Linked DNA regions of Homo sapiens: regions 1, 3 and 4 are each linked to region 2. Evidence: chromatin loops called from intact Hi-C (ENCODE). Cell type or tissue: heart left ventricle. All regions are shown on one strand. Each heading gives the region's core, and the rest is flanking DNA. Links, peaks and the distances in the headings are about the cores only. Region 1 has its middle 28 kb from the start of MIR4433A. Region 2 has its middle 31 kb from the start of VPS54. Region 3 holds the start of LINC01805 (long intergenic non-protein coding RNA 1805). Region 4 has its middle 17 kb from the start of LINC00309.

Region 1 (7,945 bases), core at 1,661-6,660, 260 kb before region 2:
CCTCGAGGGAAGGGCATGCCCTCCGCATTGCCTTTTACTCCCTCCTGCTGGCTGGCCCAGGGTGTGGCCGTGAAACATCTGGAATCATGAAGACAACACCTTAGGGAGGGTACGGCAATAACATAAAAGGAAACTGGGTCCCGGAGGATGCTTTCATGAAGCTGTGCCCTAATTCCAGCTCAGACATCTATGCGTGAGAGAAATAAAAATTCCACTTCATGTAAGCCACTGTCATTTTGGGTCTGTGTGACTCTGAGCCACACCTATGTTCTATCCTAGCAGATATACAGTCTTCCTCCCTCTTACAGAGACTGGGGAAAACAAATGTCCCATGTATGAATTTCAAGGCTGCTGTCAGATCTTTATGCAATTTAAGGGCAGAAGCATTTGTGGAGCCTCTGCCCAGCAAAGCACTTTGGTGGGCTGGTCGGTCTGCAAAGGTAGACCTGAGTTTAGTGGGACATAAGGTTATGGAGAGCCAGATTCTATGCACAAGAAAGAAATCAGGATTTGGGGGAGAAGACTGGCTCTTAGAGAAGGGAGAAGGACCTGGAGAGAGAAGAAGGGACCTGAGAAAACAGCATCAGGATGGGCCTAAGGGGTAATACAGTCAGCAGGACAGTCCCCAGGGCAGGAATAATGGATGGGCTTTCTCATCAATGGCAACTGTTGTCCCTGTGTTGAGCTGTACTGCAGACAACCCCTTGCTTGCTCCAAACACTGCTGCACAGCCCAGCCTTGTGTGGATGGTGCTTTGGAGAAAGCTAAGGAATTGGGGCAGCATCCAACATGGGACAAAGCAATATGAGGAACACAGCAGTCTTAGAAGGAAAGACACGGGGTTCACTCAGGAGTGCAGAGGAATGGAGAAATCTGAGCAAGAGGAGACTAGGAGAACGGGAAGGTCCTCAAGAGTTCCAGCAAACTTTGTGGGAAGAGACATGCTGGCTTCCACCAAATGTGGGATGGGGGTTCCTGCCACTTCACTTGAATGTTAGAGAAAAGCATTACCCCAGAAGTGTGTATGGCCTGCGGCATCCAGGCAGTTGACACTTGGTTTTGCAGTTCCTCGTGGGACCATCTTTCCTCCTGGCCAACTCCCAAAAACCTGACAGCCAAGTTGGGAAGAGAAGTGAATGTTTCTTTCATGCTTTCTCTAACTTGGCTTGGATTAAAGGAGAACTGCTTCTCTTAAATCAAGAGTACGCAATCATTAGGAGGAGTGAGAAAATCTGTAGTTGGTAGAGGGCCAAAGTGGATTGGTGATCCTGGTGGTTGGAGACATTCAGAACAGGCGTTTGGGAATTCTGGGTTTTAGATGGGCCAGAATCCCATATCCCAACTGGCTCCTGAGACAGAACATGGAACACTTGCAGAAAGGTGTTAGATGTTGTTTCTGCTAATAGTAACACTATGTTTAATGTCCAAATATATTCTCTGTTTACACTTGTTCAAGTGATGGAATTTTAGGAGCTACACCTGGGGTAATAGAAAGGTGACAGGTGTTTCCTTGGTAATTCTCCTGAATATGGTTCTATCACATCTCTAGTCAAACTAAGATATAGACTGAAGCTTGGGACCCATTGGAAAAGGATCATTTGGGAATAAAAATCTTCACATTTATTGAGTGCCTTCTATGTGCCTGCGTGCTGCTAGACACTCTACACTAGTATAGTCTTCACAATCCAATGATATAACTTTATTTACATAATAAGGAAACTGAGGCTAAAGAGGTTGACAATGTGGCCTAAAGTCACACAGTGAGTACGTGGTATGGTTGGGTTTTGAACTCAGACTGACTGGCATTGGAGTCCACATACTTAGCTACTACCATATTCTACCTCTTTGCTCTGGGGGCGTTGTACTTAGGCACTGGGTGCACACAACCCTTCAGAACCATCCAGGGTCTTCCCATGAGCATGAAACTGCACAGAGGACTATATCCTCAAATGGCGAAGAGCCTGGGGTGAAGCTACACAGCTATTAATGTGCAACCTAGAAGTTTTTGCTTTTATTAGTTACATACACCTCTTTATCAACTTAGTTACTAGTCACATCCTAACAACTGTAAAAGCAGAACATTTCCAAAACATTTCTCTTATTTGATATTCCTAGTAGCCTGAGTTCCAGGCAAACAAGATTTTATTGTAATCTGAACAATAAATAAATGGTTATTTTCAAGCCCAACTTTAACTTTACTGAATATGTAGCATACTTATTATTCATTGCCTGCCAAAGCCACATTTTCACTAAATCTTGCAATTAGTGGAAAAACTATATTTTAAATACACATGTATAGTAGGTGTATTGAGTATAAGCCTTAATGAAATTCATTTTAAAACAGTGGAGTATCTGCTTGAAGACTGTATGAAGTACATTTTCCCGTGTCTTTTCTTAGGTTAATAAATATCTAGGGACCAGTTTAACTGCCGGCTTCAAGTAACCTACCAAGTAAAATAATATACCTAATGATTCTAGAAGAAGACATTTTCTTCCATTTTGAGGCAGTGTCTCTTATCTTGAAATTATGAATTTGAGGTTTATCTGATAGTGACTTTGCATGACCAAAAATGCTTTGGAGATTATGACATTAATTTTTAAGGAGGAGGAGGTCCAGGACTGTTGTTTTGTTGTGTAAAAATCTGTATTTTAAACATGTAATTCATTTTCAGTTCTACATTTTGTGTATATTGAGTCCATATTGCCGCCTTGGTAGAAAGCACAAAAGAGGGTTTTTAAATTTTCTGTTATATTAGTTATAAATGTTATAAAGGAGATAGAATTGAACAGCTTGTAACTGTACTGAATTTGATTTTCATTTCATAAGATTTATAGAGTGATGTGAGAGTTTAAACTTGTCCTAAAAAGGCTCTTAAATGAAAAACATGTCAGCTGTATTGAAAAAGGGCCTCAAAGAGCTTCTCCCTGCAGGAGTCAGAACTTATTATGGCATCATCAGCTAGTTTCAGTGCTGCTGGTGAAATGTGATTTCTCAGATAAAACAGCATCCCAAGAAATGACATTTACAAAACTTGGTTCTAGCCAGTTTGGAGCAAGAATTCACACATTCACACTGCTGTCCTCACTGCTGGCGGAGACCAAATTGAGAACATTTTTAGCAGGAAGAGCTGGCACTTGGCTCTGAACCCCATGGCTAGCGCCTGTGGAGAAACAGATAAGGAGTTGTACGGTTTGCTCCTAATAACCATGTTCCCTTGACATTGTAAATTTTTGCACAAAATTACCCAGAAGGCATAACAAAATACTCTTTGCTACAGTAAACCACTCCCGTGCATGGAAAGTATATAGTGAGCACTGGAGAGATCCGGGCTTCCTTTTCCAAAGTTTTTGGAACAGACTCCAGGTTTCTTTCCACCCAGGGGAAAAGCTGCTACAACACTTAAGGGCGGGGGGGGAGGGGAGGTGGGAATGATTAAAATTTGTTTTAAATGTGAATCATGACAAACCTATGAATTAGAAACTTAGAGAAAAACTTATTTGAGCAAGGATAGTCGCCAAAAAGCTCAGAGCAAAATTGAAAAAAAAAAAAAAAAGTCCTGATGCTCCAAGACTTCAGACTTGTATGCATCTGGTGCTGTTGAGAGACGCCCTACACTGAACTGTCTCCCCCCGGGGCCAGACGGCGCCTCAAACATTCCCCCACAGCCTCCTTTTAGATGAGGGCACAACTCCGTGAAGCTCCAGGTAGGATCGAATGTTATCTGGAAGAGGAGATACGTTAGTCCCAAACTGCTGATTGTCAAACTATCAGAGTCCTTAAGGAATTGGTCTAAGGGTAGGTAAGTTTGGAACGTAGGAGCTGAGTGGAGAAGGGAAAGGGGATCAAGAAATGGGTTTCGAGCATGAGACAGGGCAGAGCTGGGCATGAAAGGGGCCCTTGGAAACCAAGGGAGATTGGGTGCCTAAATTTTGGGAATAGGAGATGGGATAGAAGCACCTACATTAGTTCTCATTGACTATGACCCAGGTATGCAGAGTTTTTTTAAGCCAATTTTTCATAAGCTGTTATGCAACATTTGTCTTCATCTGTCAGGGAGCCTGCAAACCCAGTTGCACCACACAGTGGCGTGATTGTTTTCCTCCCGTCTACGAAGCTCTGGTTTCAGTGGCTCTGCCAATCACAGCTGTTTCTGGATTGTTCACAGGGACCGGGCACGGGAGCAGCGTGGGCGGCTGAATTCCATAGAAGCAGAGACCTCATTGTGACCATCAGCCCCAACTTGCTTTCATGGGGTTTTCACCAGAGCTTCCCACAACAGCTAAATAAGGGGTAGCATTTCTCCCTCGGGCCCCTGTCTGATGCCTCCTGTCCTCTAAGAGGGGTAGAAAGTGAGAGGAAAAAGCTTAGCAAGTCTGAATTATCCTCAGTCCAGACAATCAGCCAAGGGATAACCAGGAACAACTGGGGTTCCCCCGGATATTTGTTGGCCGTCCTCCCCTCGTGCTCTGCTTTGCAGACCTATCACTCAATGGGCCCTGAGTCAGGGGTAATTTACTAGCTATTTTACCAGTCTCACTACTTCACAGCGGGTGGAAGCTTCCAATTGGCTTGCAGCCCTCTAAAGCTTACAAAAAAAAAAGCCTATTTTCTGCCATATTGAGCTTTTAGGCTCTAGGCAGAGCTTTAATAAACTGAGCCCCAAAAGACGTCCCTCACATAGGGGGCTCTAGACAGCAGCCCTGACGCATGGGCCGATCTATTTCTTGCCTAAATTAAAAAAGTCCAAGTCTATTTTTCCCCCTCTTTCTGGGAAGCTGACCTAAACAAGTAAGGATATGCTATAAATGCCTTTCAAGACTCCACTTGCAGGTTCTAATTATAATTAAGATGATAATATTACTTTGAATTTGCGCTTTCTTCCAGAGTGCCCCGAGCGCTCTCAGCTGCGTGACGGCAGGTATTACGCCCTCATGTGTATCCACTTGCAGCTTCTAATTACACCGTCTTTTGATTCTGATTCTGAACTCACCTTCCTTCCCTGAGCCTGGGGCACAAGGGCCGCCTCACTGGGCTAACTTCCCTCGGTGTCTGGCCTGCCCTTCATTCAAGTTATCTGCTGGAGGAGGTTCCCCTGGCGGGGCCCCTGAGAGCTGGGCCTGACCTGCAGGCCTTTGCAGATGCACTGGCTTCCTCAGGCCCCATCCTGCCGGGAGCCTCTCCGCTGTGGCTGTCGTCACCCTCACTCCCCGGACTCCTGGGTGCCAAAGAGTGAGCCTGGTTTCCTGCCCTGTCTCTAGGGAAGGGCCCCTCTCTGAAGGTGCTCCACACCCAAGCCTGCCCTCAGTGGACTCTCTGCCCTCATTGCCCCATCTCCAGGGCAGGGGCAGGCTTGGACTTGCTCATGTCCCGCTATCCCGTGCTGGCAGAACACAGAAGCTTTGTGTGGTCTTCCAGGATCCCCTTGAATGCGCGCTGTGGGAGGAAATTCTGGCAGACTCTGACTTTTCTGGTCCCTCTAAGCTAAAAGAGTCCTACAGTCACTGAAGCCATGAGATGTAATCTCCTTTCAGAAATCAAATGTCCACTCCTGTGGAATAACAAAAACTCAAAACTGGATTTAGAGTCCTCATCTTTCTCCCAACTCAGGCCTACTATGGGCGTGGGGCGGTTGTGACTGACTCTCCTTGCCCTCTCCTCCCTTCAGCTGCTGACTATAGTGCCCCAGGGTTGGAGGAAGAGGAAGGAGAACTAGAGAAAGGTGCAAGAAAGCTCCAGGGTGGGCCTTCTCAGCACTTAACTGCTATTAAAGTTCAACCTTCCTCAGCAACTCCCTCCCCTTCATCATCACTGAGTTCTCTCACCTGTGGGTCGCAGGTGAAAGGTCGATGCATCGCAATCCCAGCAGCTGCCTCTGCTTCCTTGGTTCCTGGAAATCCAGCAACATCTCTGCTTCTCTTGGCTGAGGTTCCTTTACCCCCAGGGCACTCAATGAGCCAGCTTCCAAGTCCCTGCCTTCATCCTTTCCCCATTTCCCCTAGCCCAGTAAAGCCCTCTGTCTGCGCCCCTCCATCTGAAGACCTTCGAGGTTTTCAAGGCTGGTCCAATCCAGTCTGCCCCCAGACTGAAGGTGATACACATTAAGTTCTCCTTAAGCCCCTCTATCGTGAGAGGAATGAGCTGCATCCTCCATTTCTCCCCACTGTGTGCACAGGCACTGGAGCCTTCTCCAAAAATCCTCCCTGGAAACCTTGTCCCTTCACTCCCATTTTCAACTCTATTTTTAATATGGATCTTGGAGAGGGGGTTAAGAATAATGTTTTTTTCCTGACTCTGTGGGTCTCATTTTGGAACATGGTTTGTGTTGTCTTGGTTCTTTAGATGTAACCCAAACATGGTAGGAAAGGGAAGCATGAGCCGAAGTCCTCCCTGGCCTCCCTTTGGGACTTTTTTTTTTTTTTTTTTTTTTTGAAACAGAGTCTCGCTGTGTTGCCAGGCTGGAGTGCAGTGGTATGATCTCGGCTCGCTGCAACCTCTGCCTCCCGGGTTCAAGCGATTCTTCTGCCTCAGCCTCCTAAGTAGCTGGGACTACAGGTGCACGCCACCATGCCCAGCTAATTTTTGTATTATTAGTAGAGACGGGGTTTCACCATGTTGACCAGGATGGTCTCGATCTCTTGACCTCGTGATCCACCCACCTGGGCCTCCCAAATTGCTGGGATTACAGGCGTGAGCCACCGTGCCCGTTCCCCTTTGGGACTTTAACATCACATGTTCCCAGGGGCTCTGATTGTTAGAATACAGATTGTCCCCGCTTCCAAGTTGGGGCTTTTATGAATCCATAGTGTTAAATCTCTGGAGGAAAACAGAAGGAGGATGTCTGTGTGTGCTTCCCTGTGAAAATCAGTACAGGTGTAGGTAGTCTTCCTCAGGCTCCACTCAAATTTACTTAGGCTTTCCAGCAAGAGCAAGACAGCCATGATGTTTGGGATCATTTTATGCATGTATCTTCTGGGTGCCTGGTACCCAGAAGTTTATTTCACCTAATCCCAATCTATTTCCCTAATGACACAACTATGATGTGTCTTGGAATACTTACCCCTTCTGTTAGTATCATCCAGGTGTCTAAAGGAACAGTTTGAAGAAGCATTCATATATTTTGGAAAATGATAGTCTAAGACACTGCCCAGTATATTATCTTGTATATAGTACCTATAATATACTACTTATTATATAAAAGGTAATATAAAGAGGCCAGGCGGGGTAGCTCATGCCTGTAATCCCAGCACTTTGGGAGGCCGAGGTGGGTGGATTGCCTGAGCTCAGGAGTTCAAGACCAGCCTGGGCAACACAGTGAAACCCCGTCTCTACTAAAATACAAAAAATTAGCCAGGCATGGTGGCATGTGCCTGTAGTCCCAGCTACTCGGGAGGCTGAGGCAGGATAACTGCTTGAACCCAGGAGGTGGAGGTTGCAGTGAGCCAAGATCATGCCACTGCACTCCAGCCTGGGTGACAGAGTGAGACTCTGTCTCCAAAAAAAAAAAAAGTAAGATATTGAGCAGTATCTTTGACTATCATTTGTTACCTTCTGTTAAAGGTAAACATGATAAAACAACTACTGATGTTTAGTGCTAGAAAATATTTCTATCCATAAGCAAACATTTATGCTTCCTTTTATTTGCCAGTGAGAACTATACAACTTGATGTATTGCTTATTTTGCTTTGCCTACCAGGAAGCTCAGCACTAAATTTAGTGTTCAATTGCAGCAACTAATTCATCCCAGCAATCTGGTGTGTTTATCTCATTTCACTTTTATTTGGTTTCTGTTATTTTTCTCTTTTTTAAAGCTTTTGTTGGCCAGGCGCAGTGGCTCATGCCTGTAATCCCAGCACTTTGGGAGGCTGAGGCGGGCAGGTGACGAGATCAGGAGTTGGAGACCAGCCTGGCCAATGTGGTGAAACTCCGTCTCTACTAAAAATAGAA
Region 2 (7,945 bases), core at 1,762-6,761:
GCCTATAAACTGTACTCACTCTGGATACTTAGGTATTTGAAAATGTTTTTGGCTACCATTTCATTTGGCTAGCATTTTATAGTGGACTCACCTACAGATTTAACTAAAAGTCTAAGATACCCTGTAGCAGCACATCAATTTAGGGAAAACTAGCTTTAAAATGTATAGAAACTTAAGAGTACATAACTTTAAAAGTATATAAAGACATACTACTAAACTAAAACGATCACAAAATCTTAGAATTTTGTAGGAGAAAAGAACCTTAGCAAGCACTGACCAGTTTTCAGCCTCTTTTTTTTTTTTCTGCCTCCATACTGCTTATATTTGCAAATTCTCAGTAACATGGCTTCTACTTAATGAGTCTCACCTGGGAGAACAAACATGCACTGTAGCTTGAAAAGATCACCTCTCTCTTTCCCCATGCCAAGTTTATTAGTTTTCAGAGACCATTTGTTGCTAATTGATGATAAAAGTAATATTGTGATTCATGACTTTCCCTGTTTTTTATCTACCAGCCTGTGCCTCACTTTGAACTGTGCGACATAAGACAGGACCGTGGCTGGGCACGGTGCCTTAAGCCAATAATCCCAGCACTTTGGCAGGCCAAGGCGGGCAGATCACGTGAGGTCGGGAGTTCAAGACCAGCCTGACCAACATGGAGAAACCCCATCTCTACTAAAAATACAAAATTAGCTGGGTGTGGTGGCACATGCCTGTAATCCCAGCTACTCAGGAGGCTGAGGCAGGAGAATCGCTTGAACCTGGGAGGCGGAGGTTGCAGTGAGCTGAGATGGAGCCATTACATGCCAGCCTGGGCAACAGAGCGAGACTCCATCTCAAAAAAATAAAAATAAAAAAAATTTAAAAGACAGGGCCATGAACACAAAACAACTGTGTCTCCATCTGCAGAGAAGCACTGAGTATCTGGACATTGTTTAGTGTCCTTTTTAACCTTATAATTAAATTCCACACTTCCCCTGCTATTGTTTAAAGTATTTAGCACTCAACCAAATGTATTTTTATTGGCTATTAGTACTAAAGTAGTTACTATCTTATCAAAAGCCTATTAACAAAAGCCAAGGCACAATTTTTTCCCATGCAGTCTCTGGCTTTGATTTTTTAAAAAAAATTTTTTAGACATATTCATGTAGAAAAGTTACAGAATACGGATGAATAGAAAAACAGTTTTTCTTAATCTCACCACCTAGAGAAAAGAGCATCTCCCATGTACACTTCTAGTCTTCATTTTCATCTTAAGAATATTTTACTTAAAAAATGTCACCCAAACAGACTTGTGTCTACAAAGGTGAGCTTCTGAGAAACCAACTTCCCTTGTGCAGCAGCAGACTCTGCTTTAGAGGGAAGGAAGCGGCTCACATCCTGACTAACAGGGGGTCATTGTTACTCTCTCAGAATTGGCATAATGCCTTCTTCTTCAGCCAGAAAGACAATTATGTGACAGAAAATCTAAGAGGTGGGCCTGCCTTAGGGAAAAGTGGCTTAAAAGCAAATTTGACTCACATAAAGAGAGTGCTAGGTATTTTCCTTGCTTGCTTTCTCTGTAATTGTTACAGCCCAGAAAGACATGGGTTTGAGTCCCAGTTATTCCTTACAAGCCAGGTAACCTTGGATAAGTTACTAAAGTCCCTCTCTGCTACAGTTTCCTCATTTGTTAAATAGGAACAATAATAGTACCAACTTGACTGAGTTCTTGCAAAGACCAGCAAGTTACGTAGGGGCCAAGGGAGAGCTTTCCTCGTGGCCCTCAGAAGGTTTGCTGAAAAACCAACTCAAAAAAGGTAGACTAATTGGAGAAAAGACATTCAAATTTATTTAACGGGAATACACAAGAGCCTTCAGAATGAAGACCAAAACACGCAGGGGAAATTGTCATTTTTATGCTTAGGTTCAACAAAGTATGGCCAGCTGTATAGGAACATGACTGGACAAAAAGGGTAAGATCTAATGGCCGGAGTGGGGAAACCCAGCAAGGCCTGTCCGTCTAGATTCTTCTTGGCGTCTCTGAGCACGCATTCCTTCCTTCTGGGTGTGGGACAGGACCCTCTCTGGAACCAGGGTCTTATGTCCTACAGTCAAATAAGGGAGGTCAGATAATTTCTTCATGGCCAGTTTTTATACAGAAAGGTGGAGGGAAAGTTAGAGTAAAATTGTAGGTTTTATGACTAGCTTTGGGTAAAGGGGTTCTGGTTTCTATGACCCACCTTCGGGAAGAGGGATTCTAGTTTCTGCGGCTGGCCTCAGTGGAGAAAGGATTAAGAGACAGGAGGGCAGGAGAAGGTCAAAGAAAAACTTCTGTTTCTGAGGTTGCTTTCTGAGGTCTTTGTTTTAGGGTATTGTTTTCCGAGCCCAAACAGTTCAACAGAGTTTTTAGTGCCTGGCCTGCAGTAGTAAAAAGGTTTCAACAAATGTCAGCAGCGTTACTGTGGTTGTGGATCAGTATGAGGATTATATGAGATACTCTATTTGAAACTCCTGCCACACTTAGGAATTAGTATTTCAATAATTAGCATTACAGGGAGGGTTTGTTCTTAACTACTCACCTTTTCACTTGGCCACACTCCCTGTTTTTTTCTTCTAGTCCACTGCTATCTGGTAGCAGTTTCTGTGATGATAAAAATGGTCAATTATCCGTGCTGTCCAACATGGTAGACGCTAGTCACATGTGGCTGTTGAGCTCTTGAAATGTGGCTAGTGCAACTTAGGAACTGAATTTTTCATTTCAATTTTAATTAATTTCAATAGTCCCACCTAGTCCCTTGATTTCTGTCTGCTCCTATCCCTGTCTAATCACCCATATTTCCTTTAGGCATAAAGTAGATTCATCTATAGGGACTTCGGTCAATCTCTACTCATTTACGCTAAGTTTTGAATAATGTTTTCTACATAGCACTTTATTGATAAATTATACATACAATCCTACCATTAAGAAATCAGAAACAGACCTGGCACAGTGGCTTATACCTGTAATCCCAACACTTTGGGAGGCCGAGGCAAGTGGATCTCTTGAGGTCAGGAGTTCAAGACCAGCCTGACCAACATGGTGAAACCCCGTCTCTAATAAAAATACAGAAAACTCCTATGGGCATGGTGGTGAGCGCCTGTAGTCCCAGTTACTTGGGAGGCTGAGGCACGAGAATCACTTGAACCTGGAAGGCGAAGGTTGCAATGAGCCAAGATCATGCCACTGCACTGCAGCCTGGGTGACAGAGTGTGACCTTGTCTCAAAAAAATTAAAATTAACAAAAAATTAAAAAAGACAAAAAAGAATTCAGAAACAAATTGGATGTATTTCCAGCATCAAGCTTCTCCACCAAGTCTGCCTTTCCTTTTATTAAGCACTTTGCAAATTTGAATGCAAGTAACTGAATAACCTTAAGAAAACCATTTGGCAGATTAGTTTAAAAGGCTGCGGCCAGGCGCAGTGGTTCAAGCCTGTAGTCCCAGCACTTTGGGAGCCTGAGGCGGGCGGATCACGAGGTCAGGAGATCAAGACCATCCTGGCTAACACGGTGAAACCCCATCTCTACTAAAAATACAAAAAAATTAGCCGGGCATGGTGGTGGGCGCCTGTAGTCCCAGCTACATTGGGAGGCTGAGGCAGGAGGATGGCGTGAACCCGGGAGGTGGAGCTTGCAGTGAGCCAAGATTGCGCCATGGCATTCCAGCCTGGGTGACAGAGCAAGACTCCATCTCAAAAAAAAAAAAAAAAAAAAAGGCTGCTTTACACATCTGGAATGGAAAGGGGGGTACTTCTGCTATCAAATGCCCTCCTTCACAAAATACAGCAGGATAATTGTTGATCTGCTTCAATCTGTGTCTCCCTGCTCCAATCCGTGTCTCTCTGTGGGCCCTTGCTCAGAGATGCCATGTGGTGTCTGAACTTGACCAGACTCCCTGAGGGCAGCCACCAGTTTCTTCAGAGGCAGCAGCTGTGGGATTGAGCCCCAGAAGTGAGTTTACACTCCCTTTTCCAGGGCTTAGGATCTCTGCTTCTCTTCCCTCTGTGATAAAGCCAATTTCAACTTCAGGGTCAGGTAATCACTTGACACGTCTATCAAGGAAAAGCAATAAAACCCTAAACAATTTTGCATTAGATCAGACTAGCTCTGTCTTCTCTCCCAGGGAAAGGCTGCCACCTGCTGTAAAACATCAGCACTGGGCTTTTCCAAGGTCACTGAACAACCACTTCCTCCCATACAAAATTAACGAAAGCACAACCACACTTGCCTTCACCTCTGCATGTCAAGAGTGTAAAGAGGAGGGCAAACCAGGAGGCACTGATGTAGAACAAGAGGCAAACTCATGCATATGAATAGTGCCCAGAAGGAACTGGCATAGCCATAACTCTGAATAAAAGAGCAGCCTCTCTTCAGCAATTAGCAACAAGGTATCACAAATTAGCTAATTCATAGTAACCTTTAGGAAATCTCCCATGACAGCCTCATTATTTCCTCCATCCTTCTAGTTCTGTGTACCTTTATGTATTCTCCACGCCCCTAGCAAGACAGGCAGGTGAAAGGATTTGATCATTTTCAGGACAGCATTCCTGAGCCTTGTTCCTGATTTCCTACAAAAATCCCAAATTGCAGCCGGGCGCAGTGGCCCATGCCTGTAATCCCAGCACTTTGGGAAGCCGAGGCAGGCGGATCACCTGAGGTCAGGAGTTTGAGACCACCCTGGCCAACATGGAGAAACCCCGTCTCTACTAAAAATACAAAAATTAGCCAGGTGTGGTGGCGCATGCCTGTAGGCCCAGCTACTTGGGAGGCTGAGGCAGAATTGCTTGAACCTGGGAGGTGGAGGTTGCAGTGAGCTGAGATCGCACCATTGCACTCCAGCCTGGGCAACAAGAGCGAAACTCCATCTTAAAAAAAAAAAAAAAAAAAATATTCCCAGGTTGCTCCTTGGGATTTTTGCAGGAGGCCAAAAATGGGAGCAGGCCTAGCACAGTGTCTATCTCATTGCATAAAAGCTTGAATTGTTTGTTTGTTCTGTCTTTGGTGGGGACAGTGTGCCCAAGAAAAGGAAGAACATTTCCCAAACTCAGAAAAAAGAAAGCAAAGGCATTTGGGACATGCCACCCCAAAATATGCTACTTTGGTATACTAATTATTTGAAGCTGAAGACACTTGAAAGACAGCAAATGCAGGGAGAGGCTTTCTCTGAACTCTCCCTTACCTGCCTGAAGACAGATCCTCCAAAATGAACTCAGTTGTCATTAATTCCCCTCTCTGGTAGGTTAATCAACCAGGAAGATTGACTATTACAACAGGACAGAAGATTAGAAGTGGACACCACTTCTATTACATCTATAATAGAATGTAAGAGTTTGCTACAAACGATTCCATCTCCCTAAGGGCTCATTCTTTCCCCCAAATTATTTACCCTCTCCTAAGTTGTCCATATCCCTCTTCTTCTTTCCCCTACGAAGACAGTATAAGCTCCCAAATCTCACCACTTTTTTGGGTATTCATTTTTTTTTCTCTTGTGATGCCCCATCCATGCAATAAATTTGTATACCTTTTCTCCGGTTAATCTGCGTATTGTCAGTTTGTTTCACAGACTCAAATTTTAAACCTAGGAGGGTAGAGGAAAAGTCTTTCCCTCCCCTGTAAAAGCAAGAATGAGGTGCTAGTATAGGGCCCATCATTTTATGCCCCAGAGCCTCCTCTTCCTTCTCCATTCTCCACTCCCACCCTGAGACCATTCACCATCCATCAGCTACTGTGGTCTACCCCCCAACACAACTTTTAAGAGTAGGTTTTGCTTACCATTATCTTCCTGCAAAGGGTACTCACGACTCTAAACTCCTCTCCCTGAATTGTGCCGTTGTATCTGGGAATTTATCAAACTTCAAGAATTCCTTAGGGATTCCAATGTTGAGTAAACTCAAATATAAACAAGCTGACATTTACAACTAAATATCCAATATCCAAAAAGTTTACAATATAAGAAAATAAGGCCAAACACCAATAACTTCTAAGCAAAAATAGCCGAAAGACAAATGCCTTGCTGCCTGGTTTTTAGCCTTGTAGAATCTGTGGCATTGTTATGGTTGATACAATTGTAAAATATCTGCAAAACATTTGCCAGCCTCTTGATGAAACTGAGTTATTTTCTTCACTGTAAACCACGGGAGAGCCCCAGATTGCCACTCCAACATCTCCTACCTGTATTCACAAACAGGAAGATGTAGGCTATGAAAGCAGGAAAGGACAAGAATATTTTTGTTGGTGTAAGAGAAGGCTTTTTAAAAGTTGCCTCAACAGCCAAAGAAATGAAATGAAGCCTTGTATTATCTGATCCTTCTACACATTTGTGTGTGTGTGTGTGTGTGTGTAGTTTTTCAAATAACTTTTTTTTTTTTGAGGTGGAATCTCACTCTTGTCACCCAGAGTGGAGTGCAATGGCGCGATCTCAGCTCACTGCAACCTCCGCCTTCCAGTTTCAAGCGATTCTCCTGCCTCAACCTCCCGAGTAGCTGGGATTACAGCCGCCTGCCACCACACCTGGCTAATTTTTGTATTTTTAATAGAGACAGGGTTTCACCATGTTGCCCAGGCTGGTCTCGAACTCCTGACCTTGTGATCCGCCCGCCTCGGCCTCCCAAAGTGTTGGGATTACAGGCATGAGCCACGGTGCCCAGCCTCAAGTAACTTTTAAGGCAACATTTTATTTAAAATTCTGCCTCTTTAACTTTCATTTTTTTTTTTTTTTGCTTCTATAGTTTTTTATTTGCATTCATTTAACACACAATTTTATAATTTACACATTTTTAATGTCTTGAATTATTCCTTTGAGTTGTTATATAAAAATTTACCTAGTTGTTGAAGTTTAGTTTCCTATGTTTTTCATTTTAGTTCATACTGAAATAAATATGTTTGTGGAAAGTGCTTTTCTCCTTACTGCAAGTTAATCTACAATCCATTACAGTGAAGAGCATGTGGCAATGCTCAGCAAATATTATAATTTTGTATAATAAATTATCAAGAATGAGAATATGGGGTAAAACAAACATTGAAACAATTCTGGTGTAAAAAAACAACATCTTGATACAGATTACTAAATAGCTTTCTAAAATAATTCTACTTATTTGCTATGTCAACAGATAAGTTGTTTAACACATTATTTCCATCGATACATCTTTTTAAATCTTATTCATTAAGAAGAGATTAAGGTATGACAAGAATACTGGTTAAATCAAAGGACATAGAGAGTATGAATGAATATGGAGAGTGTGGGTCACATTTTCAATTTTTTTTTTTTTTTTTTTTTTTTTGAGACACAGTTTCGCTCTTGTCTCCCAGGCTAGAGTGCAATGGTGCGATCTTGGCTCACTGCAACATCCACCTCCCAGATTCAAGTGATTCTCCTGCCTCAGCCTCCCAAGTAGCTGGGATTACAGGTGCCTGCCACCATGCCCAGCTAATTTTTGTATTTTTAGTAGAGATGGGTTTCGCCATGTTGGCCAGGATGCTCTCGAACTCCTGACCTCAGGTGATCCACCTGCCTTGGCCTCCCAAAGTGCTGGGATTATAGGCATGAGCCACCTTGCCCAGCCTCAACTGTTTTTAAAATCTTGACTATAGTTTAATTTTTCATTTAAGTCCGCATTCTAACTTGCAGGGCAGAACATGTAATGGGATCAGTTAACCATCCCAATTTGAACATCTTAAATCTTGGATCGGTTTTAGCCCAAAGGACCAAAGTGGGTTTGAATTTGTTATAAGGTGAATTTCCAGCTAGCAGGGAAGGACAAGAGGCCACAGAACTTGGCCATTCAAAGTGTGGTTTGCAGACCAGCTGCGCCAGCACCACCTGGAAGCTTGTTATTAGGTTGGTGCAAAAGTTATTGTGGTTTTTGCCATCAAAACCGCAATTACTTTTGCACCAGCCTAATAGAAATGCACAGTCTTGGGCTTCA
Region 3 (7,945 bases), core at 1,363-6,362, 440 kb before region 2:
TCAGTCCTGCCCTGTGAACCAGTCCTGGTCTTTAGAACATGAGCCAAAATGCATTCCCCTTTGCTCATTAAGTTGGTTTGAATTGAGTTTCTGTCACTGTGGATGGAGTTCTGATCAGTAGAATGTGACTCCCGACTGGCTGTTTTCTGTTTCTGAGTCATAGTTTCCTCACATAGAAAAAGGAGGGTGTAAGATTAAATAAGCACGAAAGTCTTTTCCGGGATTCTAACATTTTGGGATTCTAACACATTTAAGCCCCCCAACCCCATCCCCACCCCTTCAATGGAGGCTAAACATTTTTGACTTTAGATAAACTTGGTTCCCTGGAGCCACGTGGTACTCTCTGGCCTTGGTATCACCAACCCCTCTGACTTATGATGTCTACTGCTCCTACCTCCTTTGGGGGTTGACTGCTCTTGCTATATGTTCGGGCCCTGCTCTTATTGCCAGAGCTGCTTGTATTTTACTTGTAGCAACTTCAGATATAGCCTCCAATATATTTTTCTTCTCTCTGACCTCAACTCCTTTTTGCCTTTCATTTGTCTCCCCGCACCCCCGCCCTTGGTCCCTGCCTTGCTAAAGTCATATCAATCTGCAGCATCAAGACATTTTTAGGTCTTTCAGTCTAGGACCCTCTCATGTCTTCCTTTCTCAGACTTTTCCCATTTTTCTCGGGCATGAGTAAGAATCTTACTTTATCAGCTCAAGTCAGAAAGCAACATTACCTTATTTTCTTTAAATCAGAATAGAATCTGACTTCAGTCTCCTGTTGGTAGGCCTGGAGGGAAATGTAATTTCAGTCACTGTTAGGGATTCCTCCCCTTACCCCTGAGTCAAACAAAGGTCCTGGGGACTTCATCTAAAACCAATCATTTGGAGGAGTCCCTCCAGCTCAGGGCATGCTGATTACTGTGGACGTGCTCATTTTTCTAGCCCACATGGTAGCTGCTGGGCCCTACTTGGCCATGAAAATAATGACAACGATTAACGTTTATGGAATGTTACTAACGTGCCAGGGACTTGGTAGTGCTTTACATAAATAGTTTTATATGAGGCAACTACTCTTTGATCTAGAACATTCTTTTCCCAGATAACTTATGGTTCTCCCTCATCTTCCTCAAGGCTTTGCCTAGATATTACCTTCTCAATGAGCATATCCTGACCACCAGTATCTGTGCCCCTCCCTTTCTAATTCTGCTTTTCCCAGCTCTACTTTGTTTCCATAACCCTTATCATCGTCCAGCATACCATGCTGTGTGATTTACCTACTAATAGAGTCTTTCATCTGCCCCCCTCCCCCCACCACTAGAATGTAAGTTCTGTAAGGGTAGGACCTCCAGTTTTTTAATTCTTTCTTTCAACTCCTAGAATAGTACCCAGTATATAGTTCAATAATTTTTTTTTTTTTTTGAGACAGAGTCTCACCCTATTACCCAGGCTGGAGTGCAATGGCGCAGTCTCGGCTCACTGCAACCTCCGTCTCCTGGGTTCAAGTGATTCTCCTGCCTCAGGCTCCCGAGTAGCTGGCATTAGAGGCGCGCACCACTGCGCCTGGCTAATTTTTTGTATCTTTAGTAGAGACGGGGTTTCACTATGTTGGCCAGGCTGGTCTCGAACTCCTGACTTCGTGATCCGCCTGCCTCAGCCTCCCAAAGTGCTGGGATTACAGGCATAAGCCACTGCGCCCAGCCCTAAACATTTGTAGAATAATAGTCCTAGTTTTACAGATGAGGAAACAGGCAATAAAGGGAAGTAACTACCCCATGTCACACAGCCAGCAAGTGGCAGAGTTTGGGTTCAAACTCAGCCCATCTGATTTCTTTTTAGGACTGCATTCTTTCTGTGAACTGGCTATCCTCACACTTAGACCTGGCTGCCCAGGGCACATCCTATAGCCACTCCTCCCAGAGGCCCTGCCGTATCCCTGGGGCACTGGGAGGACACAGAGCATAGGTCCCAATCCTCAGTGAACCCATGAATCTTCCCCCTCTTTCAGCTCAACCCCCATTCTTTCCCCAAATACTCCCCACTTCCAGAATATCTAATATTATATCCTCAATTAGATTAAACTCTTATTTATACCACGAAAAGAGTTTATCTTTTAAGAAACCCCTCCTGAGACCAAGAAATAGAAGGGCTACTTAGAATGAGGAGGTGGGATATCTGGAAAACAAAGCAGAAGTAGCTCGGAGTGTCTCTCTGTGTGTGTGTGAGAGAGAGAGAGAGAGAGAGAGAGTGTGTGAGCATGTGTGTGAGTATGTGTGAGAGTGTGTGTGTCAGTGAGTGTGTGTGTGAGTGTGTGTGTGAGAGTGTGTGTGTGATGAGCACTCCAGGCTCCCTTTCCCAAACCAGCTGAAAGATCCCCTTTTTCTCTTCTTTAAAACAGTTCTGAAATCTAGCCATGCCACCAATACCTGCAGAAACATTCTGGATGGAACAGGCTTGCCCAGACCCTCCTCTCCAGAAGGCAAGTATGGAAAGGCCGTCCTCCTGTACGGACTGTTCCCTGCACTGCTTCCTCAATACATCCGGCATAGCATTTGATTAAAGCCTCCTGGGAAAATGACTCCTTCACATTTGGTGAGAAAATAGTTTTTCCTTTGTGCTCCCCAACCGCTGTTCACTGCATCAGGGATGAAAGAGTGCAGTGATCTTTTCAAACAAGGGAGCATCGAGCCTTTTGCAAAGACCATAATAATAATAAGTGGAGAGGTGCAGAAATTTCTTCTCTGCCTGAGTCAGCACCTCACCCATCATGCAGGGCTGCATGGACAGTGCTCACACTGTGAGCCCATCATTTTTCTGCTGTTTGAGAGAAAGCTGTGTTTTCAAAGTGCAGTCTCCCCTTTGGGACCCAACCCCTCTGATGATGTGCACAAAAATAATAATATTAATAAAGATGCTATTCTTTTCTCCTTTTTCCCTCCCCACCCCTTCCCTTCTAGAAAATCAATGCTTGTAAATATTGTGGGGAGGGGAGGCAGAGCATTGCCTTAATTCTAGCCAGCTGACAAGACCTTGGCACTTATCTGAAAGGGCATCTGTACCATATGGCCAGGCTAGAGGGGATGCATTTCCAACCTCAAACATTTCCTGTCTTTCTAGTGACTTCCTATCTCTCTGTGATTGACAAGTATTTTTAGATGCTGGGGATTGATTTTAAAAACCAAACCTCATTGTGATCCTTTCACAGCTGGGCCCTTTATGTTCCATCTCTGAGTGAGTGGCAGCAAGGACCAGTGCGATCAAAAAGGAGAAAGTGGAATGCGACATCACCCCCAAGGAGAGGAAGACCATGGGCCAAGAGCTTCAGGGTGACCCAGTCATAGGCCCGGGAGAGACAGATCTGCACTAGATGCTGTGCAGAGCCCTGACACCCAGAGCAGGCAGGTCTGAGGAACCCGGGAAGGGTCTCTTTTACTGGCCTCCCTTTTCTATTGGTGTAAATTGGGATGCCTGGTGGGGAAATCCCCTGACAGATTTGCCCTAGGCGAACCATGTATTCTTGCACCTTGGTGTTCTCATTTGTAAAAGGGAGGGGTATCTAATAGGTACCTCTGAAATGCTATGGCTTTGTGGCTGCTGTGAGGCAGAAGAAGCCATGTCTCATGAAGCTGAGCTGTCACGTAGGGCTCCCAGAGGTGGCCACACCGCTGTCTCTGGACGTCCTTAACTGTCAGAGTTACCTAGAGGGCTTGCTAAAGCACAGGCTGCTGGGCCTCACACCCAGCGCCTTTCAAACCTGAGAATGTGTTACCTGTTCCTAGATGCTGCTGCTGCGATGAGTCTGGGGATCAGGTGTTCAGAACCGCTGCTCGAGTGGTCCACTGCCCAGTGGGAGGAAGTGCTCTGAGGTGTAGATCTCCTGCGTGGATCACAGCCAGCCAGGCTTGCAGCCTTCAGGATGCCTCACTCTCCCTCCCACCTGCCGGGTCAGCCTAGGGGAGGGGCCAGGATAACTCAAAGTTAACTCGTGATAAAATACCCCCTATTCCTGAATGGACCTGGGTCTGGGGCCCTGTCTAGGGAGCTCCTTTCATTTTGAGTGTCCCCATCCTGGGATGACAAGGGCTTTCCTATCTGAAAGAGGGCAGCTTCGCTTATGCTGGTCTCCAACGTCAGGGAGGGTGTCTCTTTGGCCTTAGTGTTCCTGGTGCTAGCAAAATGCTTGCCTCTGGGTCAGGGCCCAGTCAATGTCCCACAAACTAAGAGCCTCAATATTTGTGCAAGAGCTAGTGAAAGATAATGACAGAAAGTGATGGAATGAGTTTTAAGCATGTTCAGTCCAACAGTCACACTGACCGTTGTTTCTGAAAGCAAGCGAACCTCCTGAAGCTGAGCGACACTGATTTTCTCCCCTGTGAAACTACAAGACTTCATAAACGCGAAAGCGTCAGACGCCCGAGGGCTGCAGGAGCAAAAGTCAGCCAGCAGGGGGAGCTCTACCTTTGCACCTTGGCTCAGCCCCAAGGAGGGCATCCCCAGTCCCTCTAATAAAAAATAAAATAAAATAAAATAAAATAAAATAAAAGCAAACAACTCCTGTTATACTGCAAGATGCAGCGAATCTTTTTAGAAACAAGATGAGATAATAGGTAAAGAATACACAAAAAATTCCCAAGCTGAACGAAATCCTTCTATTTGTGCAGCAGTCATAGACACAGCCTAGCGAGTCCACAGCTGACTGCTCCAGCAGATAACGGCTCTCCCTTCCAGGAAGTATCCCAGCTCAGAGACTCACCCAGTGTAGAAAAGGAAGTCATTCCAGGGATACAGAAAGAGCAGCAGAGGCTCCGAGATAGATAGAAGGTGTCTGGGGGGAAAGAGAGAGACTAGGATGATTGGAAAGGAGGATTCTTCTCCCTGATCCATTCCTCGAGCTGTGAAGACAGACTGGGAGACAGTACTCAAGGCAGGGCCTGAGGACAGTCACCCTAGTTGTGAGGTCATCTACCCTTGCATACTCAGTGTTCCACTGGCAATAGATTTCTGCCCACCCTTCAAAAATTAAGAAGAAGCAAAACTGGCACTGCTCCAATCCCACCATCCCATCGGTAGGAGAGGCCTTCTGGCTGGGTCCCTAAGGATGTCTCTGGGCTTGTACTGTTCCATTTCCACACTCTCTCAAAGTTCCTCTAGTGAGCCTAGCGGTCACCATCAGGCATGATGAGGATGTAGGACAACTTCAAAGGGTGCAGCTGGCAATCAGCCCACAGGGAGCAAGAGTAGACCTTCATTAGCCACATGTTCTGTCACCTGCACTGGCAACTTGACAGAGAATTGAAATCTTAGCATCATTATATGGCGCCTTTCTCTAAAGCACTTCCTCGAGCTTTCTACTACCCATACTCCAAAACTGGTCCACTTCCTATATTGTCAATCTGCTTGAGTTAGTGTCATCATTCACAAAGTCATGGAAAAAGTCACTTTCTAGTTATTTTTTCACTGTTTTGCTACTGTCCACAGTCACCCAGTCAAGAAATCCTGATCATTCTGCCTCTTAAATAATGTGTCTTCTCTCCTTCATGGTATCTAGTCAGGACTCATCTGGAGGACTACCAACCTCTGTCTTCTCTAGTTCCATCCTCAACGCTGATTCCAGATCATCTAAAATTCATGTCTGATCATGTAGTTGCCCTGCTCAAAAGCCATTGTCAGTTCCCCAGTGCCTGCAGAGCATAAGGCTGCATTGCGTTCAGGAATGGCATAGGGTACAAATAAATAAATGAGTGAATTAATAAAAACACACAGATAGAAAAGAGGAATTGAGAATAAGAGAGTTTTTTTTAAAAAAATTCCAGTCATTTGAGAGATCACCATTGTGATCCTGTAAGCCTTACCATGCCCTCGAGTTGAATTCTAATCAACACAAGGGAATAAAAATTATATTCATACATTTTATTCCACTATTTACTTAGAAAACTTCATGCCACCCCAGCCAGTTATCCGTCTCATTTCCCTTATAGGTTCAAAAGCACTTTGTACTGCTTCCCTAAGATTTGCACTAATGAGAAATGAGGTGCCACATGGTCAGTCTCATGCGGCATACCAGATTGTCCCCAGAGGTTCTTTCTGTAGTTAGCCGGGTGAACACGTTTAACACATTTTCTTTTAGCCAGAAGTGGGGAAATGTTTCCTCTCCGTATACATGACCTTGCCATGTACTCACCTTAGAAAAATATCTTTTTCTGAATGCACACAATGTTTGGCTTCTTATAAAACCGCAGCTCCTGCAATTTCATCCTTAATATCTGCAGCTTGAGGGTGGTAGGTCCTTGCCGTTGCACTTGACAGGAGCTGACAAGTAGACACTTGTGGAGTCCCTGATGCTGTGACTGGCCTGTTTCGGGGATGAGGCAAGGAGGAGCTCGTTTTGTATTTATGCACCCAGGCAACCTTTGTGTTTACTGTCTCTTTGGTCAGCTTCCAAACTAGCAGCACCGCACCCGTTAACACAGGCTCCACGGCCAGTTGCAGATGGGCTGGCCTGCCAGCTGTGAGGAATTGTTACTTTTAGCTTGAGCAATTGGTGGTTTCATGTGAGGAGCAGCTTTACAATCACACATCAGTTTCGCCTGACAAAAATCCTTAATGCTCACTGAGGTGGTGAAACCAAAAGGTGTGGCACGTACTACTGATCATACTGTCTGCTTTGATCTTGAGAGATGGCTGAATATTATTTACTCAATCCATTTAAATTTGTTGAGATCCTGTGTGTTTGTCATTGACCAACGCTTCAGGAACCCAAAGATAAGGTATGGTGAGCCACACAGGTGATAGATTTGTGAGCAGGTGAATGAAATACAGAGCTAGAAATCCTGATCATTCTACCTCTTAAATAATGTGTGCAGAAAGAAAGCCAGCAGGCAGGAACAAAGTGCTCGGGGGAGACAGAGGAGGTGGAGTACAATTGGGGAAGTTTTGTGGATGTTTGGTATTTGAGCTGTGTGTAAAAGGCAAGGAGGAACATTTTAGGAAGAGCCCGTGCCAGATACTGTTCTTGATGCTTGAGCCCGTGCCAGATACTGTTCTTGACTCATTGAATCCTCACAACATCCCTGTGAGAAGTAAACTATTATGACACCCATTTTACAGATGAGGAAGCAGAGGCTTGTGGCAGTTAAGTCACTTCCCTAAGGTTACATAGCTAGTAAGTGAAGAGGCTGGGTCTTGAGATATTTCCAGGTATGTCATAAACGCTCAGTAAATGCTGTGATGAAAATGATAATCATTGAATCCAGGGGCAGCAGCCTCTAAAGCCCATGCCCTCAACTACTGTGTCATCATGACTCCAACAGCATGTCAGAGAAACCTATGTGTGGGCCTTACCTGGGATCACTAGAGGCGTGAGTCCTTTTGCAGGGCACTCTTACAGTCCTGAGTTAAAATCGGGAGTCTTGTCTAAATCATGCAGCAGGCAGAGTTGGTCTTTGGCTCTCACTGGTCCCAGGAGTGACCCTGTCTCCCTCTTCTGCATTCCTTTTCTTTCAGGCTGCTTCTCCTGCTCTTTCCTCGCTTTTAAAAAAATCTATTTCTTAGTAAAAAATCAGACATTTTAAGTCAGAATCTTAGAACTTGAAATATGAAAAAAACATGGAAATCATTTAGTTCAGCTCCTTGATTTTGTAGATGCAAAAACTGTAGCTAAGTTGATCAAGATGCTTTTTCTTGCAAGTGACAGAACCCAATTTAAATTATCTCAAGTGAAAAAGGGAGATACATTAGCTTTGGGGGGTGAAAGCAGCATCCAGGATTCAGGAAAATGTCACTAGTTTATTTGCACTTTCTCTTTAATCTCAAATCTTTTATCTCTGCTTCAGAATATGATGGCCTCAATTGTTCCTGGTGTACTTGAAATTAATTTCTTTCTTTTGTTTTCTTTTTCTTTTTTTTTATGACACAGGGTCTTTCGCTGTCACCCAGGCTGGAGTGCAGTGGTGCGATC
Region 4 (7,945 bases), core at 1,661-6,660, 170 kb before region 2:
ATTTTTTAATTTATCAAAAGCTCAATATGAAATAACAAAGTAACATGTTTCAGGTGCAGACTGAAGCTTATTAATATTAGTACATGGAAGCCAATAGTAAAGAGTCCCAATTAATTTTACTTGGTCAGATCCTATCTGAAATTCTCTGCCCCCTTTTGGGTAGCACACCTGAAAGGGAGCAAGGAAAAATTAAATAACATCCAGGATGATGTAAGACCCAGGAACCACAATATCTGAGAAATAATTGAAAGAAATGGTGGTTTTTATCTAGAAGAGGTTACAAAATGGCTGTCTTCTGATAATTGAAGAGCTGTGATGTAGAATAGGTATAAAATGGGTTTGTATGGCTCTAAACGGTAGAATTAGGAGACATGATTAGACGTTGCTGTGAGATAGATTTTAGACTTGAACATGTAGAAGAGCTGTTCAACGTAGCAATGAGCATTCCTGAAAAATAGTAAGCTCACAATTACTGAAAGAATTCCTACAATGAGTAGAATTCAGCTGTCAAGAAAAGTGTAGAAGAGATTATGGCATTGGAAAAGAGTGGCCTAGTCTTAGAGTTAGTCATACACCATATACATGCCACCACCCCCAGCAATGGGAGTCTATGACTAATCAATGACAGCTGTCTTCCCTGCTGAGCTAAACTCAGCCTAGCAATCCTTTTCAATACAATGCTCCAAGCCATCCCCACCAATTTATCAGAGTTGACAACCTATCCAACCCAGATGATCCCTTAGTGTCTCTAAGATCCTATAACTTAAAATTTTGCCCCCTATAGCAGGTCTACAAAATACATCTGTAAATTAACTAGAAGGAAAGTCATCGTTAAGCACAAAATATTTCCAGGTATCTGTGTATGTTTGTGTGTTTATGTCTGTATATGTACATATATGTGTGACAGTATATACATGGCTACTCCAAAACAGGAATCTTATGGCGGAAATAACATATTGGCCACAGGAGCCCTTAAATAGTGAATCTCATTTGTGACATGCCAATAATTAATGACGTTGCTTTCTCCTCCACAAAAATTCAAACCTTTTGCTACCCTATTCCACCCCTTATAAAATTTCAAACTTATTTTGTAAGTTTTAACTTTTGGGGCATCACAGGCAGGTTGGTAGAAAAGGAGAGAATGTGAGGAATTGGCAGAGATAGTGCCAGAGTACTTATAAACTCTCAAGAAAAGGGAGGATTTTTATTAGTAAGCAGAGTGGCCAAAGAGAAGCCAATAAGAGACTAAATTACAATGTTCAAAGGTATTAGCAAACTTAGATTTCAAACTAATGGGTGGGCAGCAGGAGGTACTCCTGGAAGGAGTCCTGGTTGAAGACAGGTGGATGGCAGCTCATATTTTGGCTCCCTAGCTAACAATTAAGAAGAACAAAAATTCCAATTTAACTCCCAAAGAGAGGGAAGAAGGTGCAAAGACAATTCAGTGAAGAAAAGATAGTCTTTTTGATAAATAGTGCAGGAATAATTGGATATCAGTATGCAAAAACAAAATTGAATCCTTACTTCTCACCATTTAGAAAATTAACATGAATCACAGACCTAGATACAAAACTTATTAACTATAAAACTTGACATTTTCTTTAAAAAATTAAGGTATTTAATTTCAAAAGTGAGTCCATTTAAAGACAAATATAAGTAAATAACAGTATGTACAAGTGGTATACAGATATGCAAAAATGATGAAGTTGGCACTCCCCAACTGCCCTTTAACACACTGCCTCCGAGGGCTGAGAGGTATCATAGCCCCAGCCAGGCAGGATGGTGTTTAATAAAGAATTCAGTTTCAGGAGGAATGTCTGTCAAACCAGGAAACTCTGCCAGAACCTCATCATATGGGCATGGGAGACTGTTGGATGAGGATGTGGAGAAGCTGCCATTTGCAGCCCAGCGTTTCCCTAGACTCCCAGGATCTCAAGTTTAGGAGACAGGAACATGAATTCTAGTTGTCACTAGCCATCACTTGTGCAGCTACTTTTCGGCAGCCCGGCCTGAACATAGTGGGCTCAACTGGCCAGACAAAAACCTGAAAAGTAAATGTATCAGCACCTGCAACTAATTGAGCTGAGTAAGGCAGGAGGAAAGTATGTGCTTCTCATCTCATGTCTTAAATTCTTGGACCTTAAATTATTATGTCAGTTACAACAGCTTCCTTTATTCAGATCAAACTCCACTCTCCAATATGTCAAGAATTCTTTCTTTTTTTTTTTTTTTTTTTTGAGACCGAGTCTCACTCTGTCACCCAGGCTGGGAGTGCAGTGGTGTGATCTCAACTCACTACTACCTCTGCCTCCCTGGTTCAAGCAGTTCTCCTGCCTCAGCCTCCCGAGTAGCTGGGATTACAGGTGCTCGCCACCATGCCCAACTAATTTTTGTATTTTTTGTAGAGACAGGGTTTCACCATGTTGGCCAGGCTGGTCTCGGACTCCCAACCTCAAGTGATCCACCTGCCTTGGCCTCCAAAGTGCTAGGATTACAGGTGTGAGTCACCGCACCCGGCCCAATGTCAAGAATTCTAAAAGAAGGTATGTAACAAATTTTTTAAGAGATCTCCTGACAATTGATTTTCTAAGAAAGTTACAAAATATTCCTTCCTTCTTTACCCATAAAAGTCTTAGACATATAAAGGCAACATAAAGCTTAAAAGCATTATCTATGGTGTCAGGTTGTCTGGGCTCAAGTTCTAGCTCTGCCTCCTAATAGCTGTGTAAGCTTGGCCTGGGTTCCTAAGCTCTCTGAACCTTAGTTTCCTCTTCTGTAAAGTGAGGATTCCACCGCGCAACACACACACACAAAGGAAGTGTTTATTTCAAGGTGCATTTAGCACATAGCGAACCAGAGTTACAGAGCAGGAGGGGAGTTGAAAATCTTCTAGAATTTCTCTCTCCTCTGTTGTACTAGTAGAGCAAGGCCCAGAGACATTGGTAACTTACCCAACATCTCATAGCTAAATTAGGGGCAGGCCTGTTTTTCAGAAATTGAAGTACTATCATTTTTCATTTCAGTTTCCTTTCCTCTCTTGGTGTTTGGTACAATTTCCTCGGTACCTCCTCTTCTTGTGCCAGACTGACAACAACTTGCACCATATTTTACTCTAGGATTTTCCACGGCTTTTCTGTGACCCCACATCCTTTAGCACTCCTACATTGTGAAAGCTGAACACCATCTGTCATTGATCAGCACACAATGGTCCCTCAAGAGCTTGGTAAATGTCTTTTCTGTAAAGCATCCTTCTCCTTTATGCATAATGCAATGTTATAATTTAACTTTCAAGATCCACTCAGGGTAGAAGGGATGATAAGACAGGTCCATACATAAACATTCTCCCCACTGGACAGTATGACTATAAGTATACCACAATGTGCTCTTCTTGAGCTAACAACACATTACCTAATGATCTTCCACTTCCAGGCTTTTAAGAGCTCTTCTCCCAGAAAGAAAAGATAATGCATTGGTTTCTACATCGTTTCTTTAAATTATGGGCAGAAGCTACTATTCTAAAAAGATTAGCTAGTTAACACAAGCTAATTCAGGTGGGAAATCTCCATTGCTTTCCTGATGATTTTCCCGAAGTCTATAAGGTAGAGTCATAAACTACAGCAGGTTTTACTAATAACAGCTAACCAGAAGGACAAGCTATTTGGAAATTAGGTCACATCTTAGGGCTTTCTGCCAAACTCACACACAGGAATAGTAACATCTTTGCCAGAATATCTCTGAACACAAAGAACAATGATAGATAATGTTGTTCTGCTGGGAATGCTGAACGGCTGGATTCCTTGTGTGTAGGGTGTCTTGGAGTAAGTTTCCTGACCAAAAGAAAAAGGTTGAGGGGAATGCTTTCAGTATCTGCATTTCCAAAATAGACTTTTCTATACCACTTTTACTATATTTTACATTTCCTGCACCTAAAATGCCTGGTATGGAGTAGGGGATTCAAATGTACAGAACAGAGGAATGAATGATTGATTTTCTTTCCCTTCTTCTATTATCCCATTCACGTACTGCCTCAGAGATACACATAAAAATGAACAAGCTTTATCAGTGAAGAGCTCAGACTCTCCTTTTTGGTTCTATTGCTGGTGTTTGTGGGACATTTGTTCAGGGCTCTGTGTCATCAAGTGGCCTTTGAGTGCCTAGCACTCTGCCCTTGTCTCACACCTGTCCTTTCTACCTTGAAGAGGAATTCTGTCAGGGAAAAGAGTTTAAAGTCCTGCCACAGGTAGCACCTGGGAGCCTGTTGAAAATGTAAAATCTGAGACCCCACCCCAGAATCAGAATCCACATTTTAAGGGGCTCCCCAGGAGAGTTTGAAAAGCGCTAGGTTAAGCCTGCTTAAAAGTGGATCCTCCAAACACTGCTGCCTGCTAGTCTCTGAAGATGTACAGCCTAAGATTGTATCCCAGGTTGACAATGGTTTTTAGAAAGGGAAGAAAGACAAGAAGCCCACCAGACTTTGGAAGTTTGCAAATTAACAGTAGTCCTTAGATTCATGGCAAAGGACAGAGCATCTGCTTCAGGGGACAGAGGTACACTGTTGGCACAGGCAGGCAATCGAAATTCGCTTCTGTACATCTTCGCAAGACTTTGAAACTATCCAGGGCCCCTTCTTGTTTTTCTTCTGTGTGTTTCATAAAAACTGTTGCCAAAGCATTTCAAAACCTGAAATTACAACTGATTGCCTAGTTGCTTATTAAAAGAATAAAGCTCCGTGGAGTGTGCAAATTCCCATTTCAGAAGAAATCAATAGAAATTGCTAATCTGTCAGTGATAAATGATTGTATGTATTGATTTTGGGGCTCTTAGCATCAGCGAGGAAAAGGCTGATCATTCCGGAATGTGTGTGCACTTACAGCATAGCCCCAGGGAGCAGAGAGCTTGCCTGTTAGCCCAGAATATGTTATAAACAAATTATAGGCAAAAAAATTCCTTTACTGTGGTAGAATTCTCGGTTTCAGCTCTCTTTAGCATTTACAAGGCAAACAATACCAGGGATGGAACAAACATTTAACAGCCATCTGCTTTGTATGCAGAATTAGATAGACAGAGTCACATGCAGTGTGACACTTTAATCTTTCTTTTAAAATACTGCCAGCAGCATTGTTCAATGAAACCCTGTCCTTCAATGCAAACTCTAAAAAACATGCCATAACTATTCTACTGGTTATGTCATAAGAGACTGCCACATAACTGATAAAGGATGAGAGAAACCACTGGAAGCATCTATATGTCCCTTTGTAGATGGAATTTGTTCATGGGGCTTCCACTGTCTGCATGCTTCCCTCACACATCTCCACTGGTTAAAATCTTGTTTATTCTTCCTAGCTGTCTATGGAACCTTCCCAGAGCCTACAAACTAGACTTCTCTTTGCTTCCTCTGTGTTCTCTGTGTTCTTATAGCAAGTTATGTGATCTTCTAGTACACCACAGGACTCTTTCTACCTTACAGTCTAGCTGCTTGGCATGCTTCATCACTATTGCTACACTGTTTGCTTCTTTAGAGCTGCACCCTTATTAATCTGTGTGGCTTTCCATCTAGCACAATGCTTGGGATATTGTGTGCCGTCCATTAGTAGTGATTGATTTGAACAACTGAGGATTTATTGTGTTCTCATTATCCAGTATTTCATATCCCAGTTCAACCAAAGAGCAATCAATATGGAAAAGCAAATATTAGGGGAAAGGCAATGGGACTCCACTAAGGTCTTAATTCTCTTTGTTAGCCAGTCAACAAACAAAATTAGCACCTATCATGTACTTGGAAAGAGGAAATTACAAAATGAGGAAGAGGAAGTTCCAATCAGATTATGAAGTAAAAATTGGGGGGTGGGAGCAAGTACAAAGCAAAAACACGAAGCAGGCAGAGTTTCATCCATCATCTTTCTACACCATCTGTCCTCCTCCCTCTGATTTCCTGCTGTCTGCAGTTTCTTTGTTCCTTTCCCATGTCCCTGTATGTGCATCTAGTATAGCTCTTATCATGCTAACTGGTAATTAAGTCAGGAGATTAAGTTTGAGCCTAGGCCATACTTGGGGTTCAAGTATGTCTGTTTCCCAGCAGTTACTCAAAGACCAAAACTGTTCTTACAAAAAGGAGCTGATGCAGAATTTGAAAAGGGCTATGATCATCAAGGATTTTGGAAGAAGAGGGGCCCAGATACCTTTGCATTGGGACGCAGAAAACAAAATGTTGCAATGAGCAAGGGGAGAGTCATTCTCCCCATTTCTGCGTAGAAGATAACTGGGTCACAGTGAAATGTGGATTGAAGGACTAACCCTATTTTGACATTTGTTCATTCAACGTTCACATATGTATTGAGCAGCTAGTAAGTGTCGGGCACTCTTCTAGGTCTGATGAAGACATGAAGAAAATGGACAAAACTTCTGCCCTCATGGGGTGTGTTGCTGCTGTGTGATGACCAGGGACCACTATCTGTAGCAGAGTATTTATGTTCTTTTAACCCCTCACTCCAAAAGAGGGGGCAGCTTGCTGAGCTTCAGTAGAAAATGTCTGTTACTCTGCTGTCCCTATTTTCTTCCTGTCTTTTGGCTCCACATTTGCTCACTGGGTTAAACTAGCCTCTTCCTTTTTACAGCAGATCAGTTTAGAAAACAGTAAGCATTCTCTACGATAAGCTATTCGAGAGACACTGGCTGCCAGTCAGGCTGCCTACTGCAGCGATTTCTCCCCTGTAAAATGTTTTCTAGAATTTTTTGAAAAGCTTTAAACTAGTATAATAAGTAGTATTTTTTCTTCCATCATTTAATAAAAGTTTTAAAAGTAAAAAAAAAAAAAAAGATGAGGAAGAAGTACCAGATACCTGGAATCCTTGAGGCTTGAAAGCAGCAGCTATGAACAGGGGAGAGCTGAACTAGAGAAGCCTCAGGGGTCAGTGTGGGAGTCTCTGTGAAAAGGCTGGCAGGAAGCTAAGTTCCTATATACGTAAGTGGGCCAAAGCCTGTGAAATCTGGGTTATTTTTCTTATGAGGACCATATTTGCACTCATAGACTGGTGAAGCCTGGACAAATTTAGGTTATATTATAACTTATTTTGTTATTTTCTCCCGTATTAAAATATGAACACATTGATGATAAGGACTTTATCTTGCCAGCATCTTGAAGGGTGACTGGCATAGCTAGGTGCCTATGAATTATGTGAGAAAGGAAGGAAGGGAAAATATTCAATGATTTATAAATATTAAGATAGATCTATTTTTTAGGCTGGGTGCGGTGGCTCACGCCTATAATTCTAGCACTTTGGGAGGCCGAGGTGGGTGGATCACCTGAGGTAGGGAGTTCGAGACCAGCCTGACAAACATGGAGAAACCCATCTCTACTAAAAATACAAAATTAGCTGGGTGTGGTGGCACATGCCTGTAATCCCAGCTACTCAGGAGGCTGAGGCAGGAGACTCGCTTGAACTCAGGAGGCGAAGGTTGCAGTGAGCCGAGATCGCACCATTGCACTGCAGCCTGGGCAACAAGAATGAAACTCCGTCTCAAAAAAAAAAAAAAAAGAGAGATCTATTTTTTTTTTTTTTGAAATGGTAGGACTCTATCCAGAGCCAAGCCTGATGACGATGTGATATATCTTTATCAATATCAGATGTTAAAATAAAGTGAGGAGATTGGAGGAATTCTAAAGATATTTTGAGAAATGGCAGCATTACTGGGATATGAGTCCCAGTTGTGACTTCATTTCACAAAACACATTGGATTTCTGAACTGTGGCATGTATGCTAAAATCTTTCTGGTATGTTATGCTCACACCTCATCCTGTCAAGTGGTAGCTTGTGTTTTTGATCATAAGGTCTGCAGAGATTCATTATCGGGAAAAGTTTTCACATACCCATTTTGTTATTGTTGTTGTTGAGACAGGGTCTCACTCTGTTGCCCAGGCTGGAGTGCAGTGACACAATCATGGCTC

What was found. A loop is a pair of places that touch in the nucleus more often than their neighbours do. Peaks named below come from ENCODE experiments on the same cell type or tissue, not always from the same donor. Only the 100,000 strongest peaks of a DNase experiment are listed, where the experiment ranks them.
Region 1: a loop joins it to region 2, with 5 times the contacts of the local background. A loop is called at or near these places in 99 of 110 quality-filtered maps.
Region 3: it touches region 2 in a loop (5-fold over the local background); 77 of 110 quality-filtered maps call a loop at or near these places.
Region 4: it touches region 2 in a loop (3-fold over the local background); 21 of 110 quality-filtered maps call a loop at or near these places.

The regions. Positions count from the first base shown.
Region 1 is chr2:64,308,675-64,316,619 of GRCh38, reverse strand. No RefSeq gene overlaps it. Among named protein-coding and RNA genes, the nearest start is that of MIR4433A, 28 kb to the left of the region's middle. In heart left ventricle, for the core only: a CTCF peak has its summit at 4,065; a DNase peak (open chromatin) is centred at 4,149; H3K4me3 peaks cover 1,028 bases; H3K27ac peaks cover 1,289 bases.
Region 2 is chr2:64,046,101-64,054,045 of GRCh38, reverse strand. No RefSeq gene overlaps it. Among named protein-coding and RNA genes, the nearest start is that of VPS54, 31 kb to the right of the region's middle. In heart left ventricle, for the core only: a CTCF peak has its summit at 4,171 (motif pointing left); a DNase peak (open chromatin) is centred at 4,162; H3K27ac peaks cover 780 bases.
Region 3 is chr2:64,484,655-64,492,599 of GRCh38, reverse strand. LINC01805 (long intergenic non-protein coding RNA 1805) reads right to left here and starts at 6,247. Exons shown (of 3, transcript NR_147011.1): 1 at 6,170-6,247; 2 at 3,758-3,865. RefSeq lists an enhancer at 7,336-7,945. In heart left ventricle, for the core only: a CTCF peak has its summit at 4,427 (motif pointing right); a DNase peak (open chromatin) is centred at 4,439; H3K27me3 peaks cover 314 bases.
Region 4 is chr2:64,218,333-64,226,277 of GRCh38, reverse strand. No RefSeq gene overlaps it. Among named protein-coding and RNA genes, the nearest start is that of LINC00309, 17 kb to the right of the region's middle. In heart left ventricle, for the core only: no CTCF peak of the experiment used is centred there; no DNase peak of the experiment used is centred there; H3K27ac peaks cover 254 bases.